Regions from separate parts of the Mus musculus genome. Here region 2 is linked to region 1. The links are chromatin loops, found by intact Hi-C in ENCODE. Cell type or tissue: heart. All regions are shown on one strand.

What was found. Peaks named below come from ENCODE experiments on the same cell type or tissue, not always from the same donor. Only the 100,000 strongest peaks of a DNase experiment are listed, where the experiment ranks them.
Region 2: a loop joins it to region 1, with 2.2 times the contacts of the local background. A loop is called at or near these places in 3 of 42 quality-filtered maps.

Annotation. Positions count from the first base shown.
Region 1 is chr11:68,319,058-68,324,057 of GRCm38, reverse strand. All of the region lies in intron 2 of Ntn1 (netrin 1), which reads left to right. Among named protein-coding and RNA genes, the nearest start is that of Ntn1, 65 kb to the left of the region's middle. In heart, no CTCF peak of the experiment used is centred here; a DNase peak (open chromatin) is centred at 2,477; H3K27ac peaks cover 751 bases.
Region 2 is chr11:68,387,071-68,392,070 of GRCm38, reverse strand. No RefSeq gene overlaps it. Among named protein-coding and RNA genes, the nearest start is that of Ntn1, 2.7 kb to the right of the region's middle. In heart, a CTCF peak has its summit at 2,280; DNase peaks (open chromatin) are centred at 920, 1,450, 3,610 and 3,930; H3K4me3 peaks cover 2,525 bases; H3K27ac peaks cover 3,894 bases; H3K27me3 peaks cover 4,094 bases.

The DNA.
Region 1 (5,000 bases):
CCGATTGAGTTTGAGTGGACTGAAGGATTGAGGAGCCTCAGAACAAGCCGGGACATGGCTGTCTGTTCTTCACTGACGGCAGAATTCTCTGAATTGTTTGTGGTGTGTCCTGAGGAGGAACTTGTTCTAAAGAATTACACATTTGTGTTTATGGCATTGTTGGCTTTTTACATCAGTCATTGCCAGCCCAGTGACATCTGACACTCTTGGCAAAAGGCTTGGTCCCTGGGACACTGTTATAAGCACGCATGGTGAGTGAAGAGCAGACCAGCTGTGTCTGATCCGTTCCAGGGACCCTGGCGGCAACCTGGCCAGGTGGGTAGAGAATGAGCCTCCACTATCTTACGTAACAACTCGGTCTTGATTCCATCAGGGCTCCAGCTGGGCTTCAGAAGGAGTTGACACCCCTGCTCTTTGTCATCTTGTTGGGATTTTTTCAACCTGTGCCTAAATCATAGGAGGGAGTATCAAACCTGACCAGGTGCTTAGTCAGGCTCTTTAGTCATCTGGCAAACTCAAATAAAAGATACAAGGCACTGCAGAGTACCCCAGACGGAGTGAATACTTCTGATGGAGAATATGAAGTGCGGGTGAAATGCACTTCAGGCCAGGCCAGTTTGGGAAAACAGCTTGGTACTGTCTACTAATGACCCCACTCCTAGATGTGTGTCTGTCAGGAATGTCAATATACGAACGCCTTCCAGAGACATGTACTGCAGTGTTTGAGACAATACTATGCGTGACACTATGTACAAATGTCCTTTAACAACTCAGCAGGAAATTAAGTGGTTGCATATCATATAGCATTGTTATACAGAATGAGCAAGTGTATAATTCATAAGGACACACGATGCTTGGTTAATGTAGCCAGACAGGGACTGTGTGTTTCCACTATATGAAGTGTGGAGACAGGCAGAGCTCGTGTATGTTGGAGGAGGCAGGAATTCGGTTACTCGGGTTGAATGGTGGATGGTGGTAGAGGCTCATCTCCGCCTCATACCTGTAGACGAGTGCTGTATCTCTGAGCTCTACCTCTCTGTCAGTCCAGGGCTCTGGTTCTTATCCGGATGATAATTCCTATGGATGGGTTCCATCTGTGAAAAGTCCCTGAGGGGTATCCTTTATGGGTCATTTTCTGACAAATTGTAAATGTTAATAAAAAGTTGAAAGGTGGAGGCTGCGGAGATGGCTCATTGGTTAAGAGCAAACACTGACTCTGCAGAGGACCGGAGGTCAGTTCCTTATATCCTCATCAGACAGCTCCAAGGCATCTGGTACCCCATTGTGGCTTCCATGGACGTCTGCTCTGTCTTCCTCCCTCTTCCCCTCTTTTCTCTCTTTCCTTCCCTTCTCTCTCTCTTTCTCTGTCTGTTTCTGTCTCTCTCTCACATACACTTGCCCTCCCCTAGTCAAAACCCTGTGTGTGTGTGTGTGTGTATCCTTATTCCCAGAGCATCCTATTCATGATACCAGAGGCAGAAGCAATCCCTGTGTCCATAGACAGTGAATGGATAATCAAAGTCTGTTACCAATCCATAGTGTGTGTAAGACTCTAGAAGGAAGGAGACTCTGACACATGCTCCGGTAGGAATGAGCCACAAGGCATTCTGCTAAGTGAAAGGAGCTGGTCACAAGAGAAGAGCAGTCTGGTGAGTCCACTTTCATGAGGTCTTTCAAAGACAGAAAGTAGACATCTTAGGTCAGTGGGACTGCTGGTGGAGTGGGGAAATGGGGAGTTAGTGTGTCACGGGACAGGGTTTTATTTGCAGGAAGACAAAAGTTCTGTGCATGGATGCAGGTGACTGTACCAATGTGTCAATATAGGTGATGCCACAGAACTGGACACATAGAAATGCTTAAGATGGTAAATGGTCCGGTTTTTTTGTTTGTTTTTTGTTTTGTTTTTTAATTGCTTTGTTTTTCAAGACACGGTTTCTCTGTGTAGCCCTGGCTATCCAAGAACTCACTCTGTAGACAAACAAGGCCGGCCTACTCACAGAGGTCTGCATGTCTTTACCTTCCTAGTGCTAGGATTAAAGGTGTGCACCACCACCACCTGGCAAGTGTTCTTGTATATACTTGACCATAATAAGATATCCATGATCACAAAGGATAATGTGCTCAGGAGTCGAAGATAGGACAACCCAGAACAAGAGAGGCTCCAATAGCAGGTGCTACTGAGGAGCCCGGGACAGAAGCTCTCAAAATGAGGGAGCCGGTAATGGCCTGGGAAGAAACCATTCAGCCAGACCTGCTAGGCCAGTGGGCTGGCATGCGGAACCTGATGCTTCCGTGCCATACAGAATGAGTGTGTAACCCATACTGACTTTGGAGTTGAAGGAGCCCGGCCTTTCTGGCTAGCTAGCTGCTTAACCCCAGGACATTCAGCTCTGCCTGTGCTCTGACCTCAGGCAGTACTCCCGCCAGCTGCTGGAGCTGGAGAGGTGGCTTGGCCAGGGGAAGGGCAGGACTTCCCCCCTGGGCTTTGTCTTGCTCCGTGAGAGGCTGGGACCACAGCCCTGAGCTGGCAGCCAGGGCTTGCTGCCCGCTGGACATTGCAGAGTCGAATTCCTGTATACTGAGGGCATTCTTGTGTCAGGTTTCTAGTGGAGAGGGTGAGGGTGACTTTGAGGGCAGAAACTTGACTTGCTGGGGTCAACCAGAGACCATATTAGAAGGAAAGCTGATGGCTTATTCTCTGGTCATCAGGGACTAAGCTGCCCTTAGTGCCCGACCTTTAGAGAGAGCCTAAAAAACAGCATTGCACCTGGATCCAAGCTTCTAGGGCCAGCCATCGGGTCAACCCTGGCCACTCTGGCTGTCCTGTCCTAGGAAGTCTGGCTTCCTTCCTCACTACACTGGCCATCCACTGCTTGTTCCTTTAGGCAGCCAAGTGCCTCTGTGTGCCCATTCTCTCTCGCTCTCCCCACACCTCCTCTCTCTCCAGGGTCTCATGCAACCCGAGTGGAATTCAGACTGGCTATGCATCTGAAGATGACCTTGAACTTCTGACCTTTCTGCCTCCATCTCCCGAGTGCTGGGTTTGCAGGTGTGTGCCATCACACTTATGTATGTGGTGCTGGTGACTGAACCCATGGCTTTGTGCACGCTATGCAAATACTTGGCCTACTGAACTAGATTCCCAGTCCCTATTCCCTGCCACGCTCCCCCACCCCTCCTCCACCCCAAGGCATTTGGAGCTGATGTCTGTGAATGACGGCCCTGGAAACTTAAGAACTCAGGAAAAAAACAGTTTCCAGATAGATGTCAGAAGAGGCATGAATCCAGATGATTCTGTTAGACACCTATTGAGGTGTGGGAGTTCTTCAGTGTTTGTGACACTATGCCTGGTTTCTGTGGGGATGAAGAGACATGGGCTGATGAAGCCATGCTGAGACATGGCTTTGCTCAAAAAAGAACTTGGTTTCTGGGGCAACTGCTCTCTTCCACCATACTCTTTCTTGCATTATCTCTCTGTGCTGTTGGTAGAGAATGACCACTGTCTCTAGGATGGGAGCCTTGTCCTCCAACTTGAAAGATAGAAAGGAGACAGCCCAAAGATGGAGATGGGGGTGAATGAGAGGAAGGAATAGGCATGGGAGTCAAATGTCCTGTTTTGATCAAAGCAGTCTCTTCCAGGGGGGATTAAGGTACCAAACAGATCATTTCCATCCAAAGTGGTCGACTGGACCAACTAGGGCTGCATCACCTGGAACTGGCTGACAGGGTGGATTCTTGGGTCCAGCCAACCTGTGTCAGAGTCTGCATCTTAACAGGATCCTCTATTGATTTCTGTGTGCACTGACGTTGGAGGAGGCCTGAGTGGGCTGCACTTCCTGGTCCAGAGCCAGCAAGTGACTTCTCTGTGGTCATGTAGATGGTTCATTGAACAGACAGAACTCAGCACACTGTCTCAACTGGCCTACAGATTTATGCCTGGGTGAATTTTTGTTTGTAGTTTGTGTCTTTGGGGAATGTCCTAGGGTTTTGATTGCTGAGATAAAGCAACATGAGGATGAAAGGGTTTATTTCATCTGATACCTTATAGTCCCTCATCCCAGAAAGTCAGGGCAGGCACTCAAGCAAGGCAGGAACCTGGAGGCAAGAGCTGGCACAGGGGCTGCAAACGATGCTGCTTACTGGTTTGTTCCCCATGGTTTGTTCAGCATGATTTCTTACCGCACCCAAGACCACCAATGCAGGGGTGTCACCACTCATTGTGAGCTGGGCCCTCCCACATTAATCATCAATAAGGAAATGGCCTGTAGACTTGCCTACAGGCCAGACCTATGGAAGGACTTTCTCAAGATGCCCTCTTCCAGGATGACTCTCATTTGTGCCAACTGACAAACATGCTAACAAGCGAAGGACATTTTTATAGAAAGATGGCGGAACTATGAAGTAACACTGCCTCCGAGCTGGCACGCTGAATGGAGTAGCACGCTAAGTGGAGTAGCCTAAGGCAATGCTTCTCAGCCTTCTTAATGCTGCCACCCTTGAATACAGATCCTCATGCTGTGGTGACCTCCAACCATAAAGTTACTTCATTGCTACTTCATAGGTAATTTTGCTTCTGTCATGAATCATAATGTAAATATTTGATATGCAGGATATCTGATACATGTTCCCTGTAAAAGGTTGTTCAACACCCAAAGCGGGTCAAGACCTACAGTTCAGGAATGGCTGACCTGAAGCTCTGGGTTTGTTTTTTTACCATAGAGCATGGTACCTCTCACTTCTAAACAATGGGTTGTTCTGTTGTCACCTTCTCATTGCTGCCCCTTGAGGGAGATCATATCCCATGACACTCATGTCATCTCATTCTTACTTCCATACGCTGGTCCTTTAAAGCCAAGGAAATGGAGACCCAGAAAGAAAAGTGCTGGCCTTTTACCAAAAGAAAGAAAGGATGCCATTTGAGAGCATGGTCACAGGATGCTAGCCTCTCACATATTTGTGCTTAAGGATGCTGGGTAAAATTATATATAATTTGCATTTGT
Region 2 (5,000 bases), 68 kb before region 1:
TGAGGTCTGCTCTGCCTCCTTGCTCTCTTCCTCCCAGACCCTAAGCCTTGACTCTCTGTGCCCCATCTCTTGGCTATATCCTCCTTTGAATTTCCATCCTGTTCACGGAATGTCCTTCCCTGTCGTATGCTGCCACACAGCCCACCTTCGTGGGGACCCCACTCCTCCTGCATCCAGTTTTGGGTAGAGGCCTCCTCAGTAACTTCCCACCATGTTTCTTTGTCTTCCTGAATCCTCTCCTTAGCTCTGTCCAGAAGTCTCAGAGAGAGCGGAATGCACCTTAGCAGCCCGAATAAAGTGGAGGTAACTGAGCAACCACTTTAAATGTCATTGATTTCAATTTCTTTCTTTCTTTTTTTAAAGTATAGAATAGAGTTTATTTAGGGCATGCGGAGGGGAGTTAAGAGGGTAGTAGAGGCAGGGAAAGGCAGAGAGGAGGAGAGAGTAGATAAGTGGAGGTCGGCCATGGCCACGTGAAGAGGGGGGGAAGGGAAGGGGAGCAAGAGGGCAAGATGTAAGAGAGTGTCAGAGGGTAAGAGCAATGTGAACTTCTTGATGCTGCAGTTGAAATAGCTACATATATAGTTCTTGGCCAAATGATCGTGCAGCAGAGCTGTCCTTTAAGGTTTACAGGGGCTGCAGAGGTCCTGTGTCCATGTGTGCGTCCCAGGACTGTGGGGGCTGTTATCTACTGCCTTTCTTCCAAAGGCTCATCAAGCTCACTGGGCTCTTTCTTTATTCTTCCCAGCAAGCCATTGTCTTTATCTTAGGGAACAAGGACATAATGCAGTCAGGTGCCCTCAAACCTCCGGTGTGACGGCCCTGCCTCCACTCCCACCTGATCCTGTCACTTCCTATTTCACTGAGACCTGGGAAGCTTTCGGGCCACCTGACTGATCACATTGCCACCTCTCGGGCGGGCGGGCCCCTTTCAATCACATGCGGCATGTTCCGAATAGCCTTATCTTATAAACAATGGGAAGCCCAGGCCTGCCATCCTCCCTTATCACCTTCCTGCTAGCCCCCCCCCCACTTTCCTACCGCTTGTCAACGCGGCTTTCTGGAAGCTGTCCACACTTGCTATCTCTCCTTTCTCACCTCACTTTCACTCCACAACCTAAGGCGGACTGGCTTGTGTCCACACCACTCCACAGCAATGCCCTGTCAAGGTCACCAGTGGCCTTTTCCCTTCAGAACTTATCTTGACCTTCAAGGCAAGGGGAGGTGATCACTGAACCCCATTCCTTTACAACACTCTTGCTCATCAGTTGCTTGGACACCTGAGTCCCCGGATTCTTCTGAGGCCATCCCCAAGTTTCCACACTGCTCCCTTCTTCCTTTCCTAGCTTGTTTCATCCTTGAGCTTTGCAGGTAGGGAAGGCTGTAAGCCCGGGATGGTGGCTCCTCCCTCCTAACGCATTCCTTGCCGAAACACCTGGGAATTTGCTTTCTCACCCAAGAGCTCCTCTGTTGTTTTGAACTCATTTGTACCCTGGATCCCGCTGCTCAGAGCCCGACATGCCTTCCTGGGGTGTATTTATAACCCCCACTTGGAGAAGGAACACTTGGACATCTGTTTTGTTCATTTGTCTCCACAAAAGGCAGCATGCTTCGGAAAGGGACACTGACAACTGAAGAGTGTACTGGGAGAGACTGTTGACTGGTCAGAAATCCAAGTTCCATGAAGTCACTGAAAGAAAGAAAGAAAGAAAGAAAGAAAGAAAGAAAGAAAGAAAGAAAGAAAGAAAGAAAGAGGGAGGGAGGGAGGGAGGGAGGGAGGGAGGGAGGGAGACCATTTTGCCTAGGAGAGAGCAGGGTGAGGTGGGGTGGGGGTGGGGTGGATTTTGAATAAAGGTAAAGAAAGAAGTTCTAGTATATTCCAGAAGATCTAGATCCCTTAGATTGCAGCTCGAGGACTGTCTTGCCTAGCAGGAAGAACTAAAGAAGATCAAGTTAGGCTTTAAATGATGATAAAAGTAAAAAGTGCTGTCTCCCCATTTCTTGCTGAGCCCACTGGTCTAGCACTGCAGAAAACCCACAAGCCATGGAGGGTAATTTCAAACTTGCTGTCTCACAAGATCTATCAAAAGCTCTCTGGAGAAACAGCAAGGCTAAAACTCTGTACTCCCACTTTTTGGCTGCTCCAAGATGTACCGAGATCAGAGGGAGCTGAGCACCCCAATCTATCCCTTTTCGACCCCTCCTGGAGAGACTGTTTTCCTGACTTGTTTTGGTGCGATGCCATCCGCCTATTTGCAGGGCCGATCCCAGCGTCTGCCCCTAGGAGCTCTCGGCTGTGATCATTAGGGGGATGTTTGCTCATTACCTCACACTGTGTTCCCTTTATGAGGCCCCCCCAGGAGAAATTCCTGTCTGATTTTAGTACCAAGAAGAGTTGTAATTCTCTTGAGCCATGGCTCTGTTTTTATCTCACGGACACTGGGACTAGTGTAAGGGACATGGTCTCCTTTTCATTTTGGCTGCGGGAAAGCTTAGGAACAAATTGGTCGCCCACCCACAGGAGGAAAATAGGCCATCCCCGGGTGAATTTTGGCATTATTCCCGCGTCTACTTTGTCTTCCCTTTGCCTTTTTCTCTCTTAGATTTCCTTCCTATTGTGTTATAGAAAATTGAGAACATAACAGCAAAGATAAGTCAACATCACGAGTCATTTCCCTCTCAAGACAAACCCACTACTGACACTGTCTTCTAATGAACACACACACACACACATATGACACTAGATTGCCCACGTTTTTCCAGCTTGCTTTTCCAATGTCACAAAACTCTTTCCACATAATTAAATGTTCTTGAAGTAATTAAAATTTTCTGTGTTGCTTTAGCAATTTAATACTGATAAATTCATAATGCTTCTTTACCGTATGGCTGGCTTTCTGTATATGTGTCTATTTATTCACACAGTATTAGCAGCTGAATCAAGGGCCTTCTGTGTGCTAGGCAAGCACTCTACCAGAAAGCTACACCCCAGTCCTGGTTTTATGTGTATTTACATAGACATACATGTAGCAGGTTATTTGAGTTGTTATGTAATTACACTATGTAAGCATATGTACTATAAGTTGTAATATTCCTGTGTGTCAACTAATTTGATGCTCATGATCCTGTGAGGTAGAGATATTGGTATCCCTCTTTTATAGGTGAGAAAGTCAAGGCTGAGAAAGATGCAAAGACTTGCCCAGGCCACACAGCAGAGGCACTAGTTGGATGCAGGCACTCTGGCTCCAAACTGTGTTCTTCCAAGTGCCCTGTCTCCTTCCAGCATACCACTGAGATGTCAAAGTCCACCATGGTTAAACATTTCTTGTAGTCCCTTTTGCCTCATTTCTGATTTATGTTATTTTGCCGTGTTTTAAGTACCCCTGTAACTCACCTGCAGTCCTTTCTACCACAAGGCAAGGCATAAATAAACAGTACAGAGTGGTAAACGACATAAACAGGCAAAGCTAAAACACAACCCCAGGGACCAAGGGTGAGTCCAGACTGTCCCCGCAATGACATGGATTTATTTCCTTGGGCTGTAGCTGGCCTGCCTCCCTGGAAGAGCTGGCTTGGGTGGCCAGCTCTCAGGAAGACCAGGAAGAAGGGCCTTCGTCCAAGGAGAACAAGCTGGGCCAGCCCATCCCCGAGGCCCTTTCTTAGGTTCTCAGAGTCTATGAAAGTGGAAGGAACAGAATGAGGCGGGCTGAAGCAAGGAAGCCCTTGGGCCAGAATCAGGAGTGGAGTTTTTCTGTCTGAGTCTGTTATTGAATCACATTCTAAATGAGAAAGAAACTTAACAGTAACTAGTTTCAAGCTCGCAGCTGGATAGATTCTCACCTCTGAACTCTGGCTGTAGCTGCAAGACAGCCAAAGGTTACCATTCTTGTTCACAGTCCTTTTGTTAAGGCAACAGAGAACCAGGCCAGAGGCTGGGTGGCCCGAGGACACCCCAGGAGACTGTAATTGCGCGAGGTTATCCATTAGACAAACGTGGTGAGAGAGCTCATGTTTCTTTGAGATGGGGTATGTTCCCCATGCTGGCCTTGAACTCCTGGGCTTAAGATAGCTCTCAAGCCTTCGGCCTCCAGAGTAGCTGAAGTGGCAAAAGCACACCACCCACAGGAGAACACCACTGCCTCAGGCCAGGAGCCCAGATTACTGTATCCAAATTATATATATATACACACACATACATACACACACACACACACACACACACACACACACACACACACACACATATAAGTAGCCAGAAATTTGGGAAAGTTATCCCTAGCCTCTGAAGCCTCCACACCCTTAGTTGAAGAGTAGAGTCAATTGGTACTATGCAAAGCTATTGTGGGAATCTCCCTAGGGATATTAAAAAAAAAAAAGGATCTAGGAGCTGCCAAGTCAGCTTCAGGGGACCCTGGGAGAACTGAACTGGCCCCATCTCTGAAGTTCAGGATAGACCTGAGTAGGCCACTATCCAGGTGCGTCCGAGCTTCTTGGCCTTTAGCCTCGAATCACCACAGCTTCCAGGCCTAAAAGAAAATTGGCAGTGACAACTCTGTGAGGTTTAGGCGCTGCCTCTTGTTGCCCCCCACCCCATCCCCTAGAGCCTAGGGGCAGAAAGTTCACATCCCTTTCCAGTTCCCCTTCCTCACGCCTCTGGGGCCGAGTGCCCATAGGGGCAAGGCCCTGAGCGTAGTGCCACCGGGGCCACCAGTCTGGGTTGGAGGAAGGCTGGACCTCTGCGAAGAAAAGAAAACAAACACAGATGTGTTTGGCTGGGACCGGGAGGGAGAAAGCCGTTCTCGCCCCCACCCCACCCCCACAGGGTGCGCGCCGGCCCTGCCCCCTCTCCGGGGTTTCCCCGGGCGCTCCTCTTGCTTTCTCTTTGTCTCTGCTGTTCTTTCTCCGGCTCCCAGGTTCCCACCCGCTCGCTCTCGCCCTCTGGAGCATCCCGGGCCCGTTGGCTTTAACTTTCTTCTTCCCGGGGTTAAAACTTTGCTCGTGAG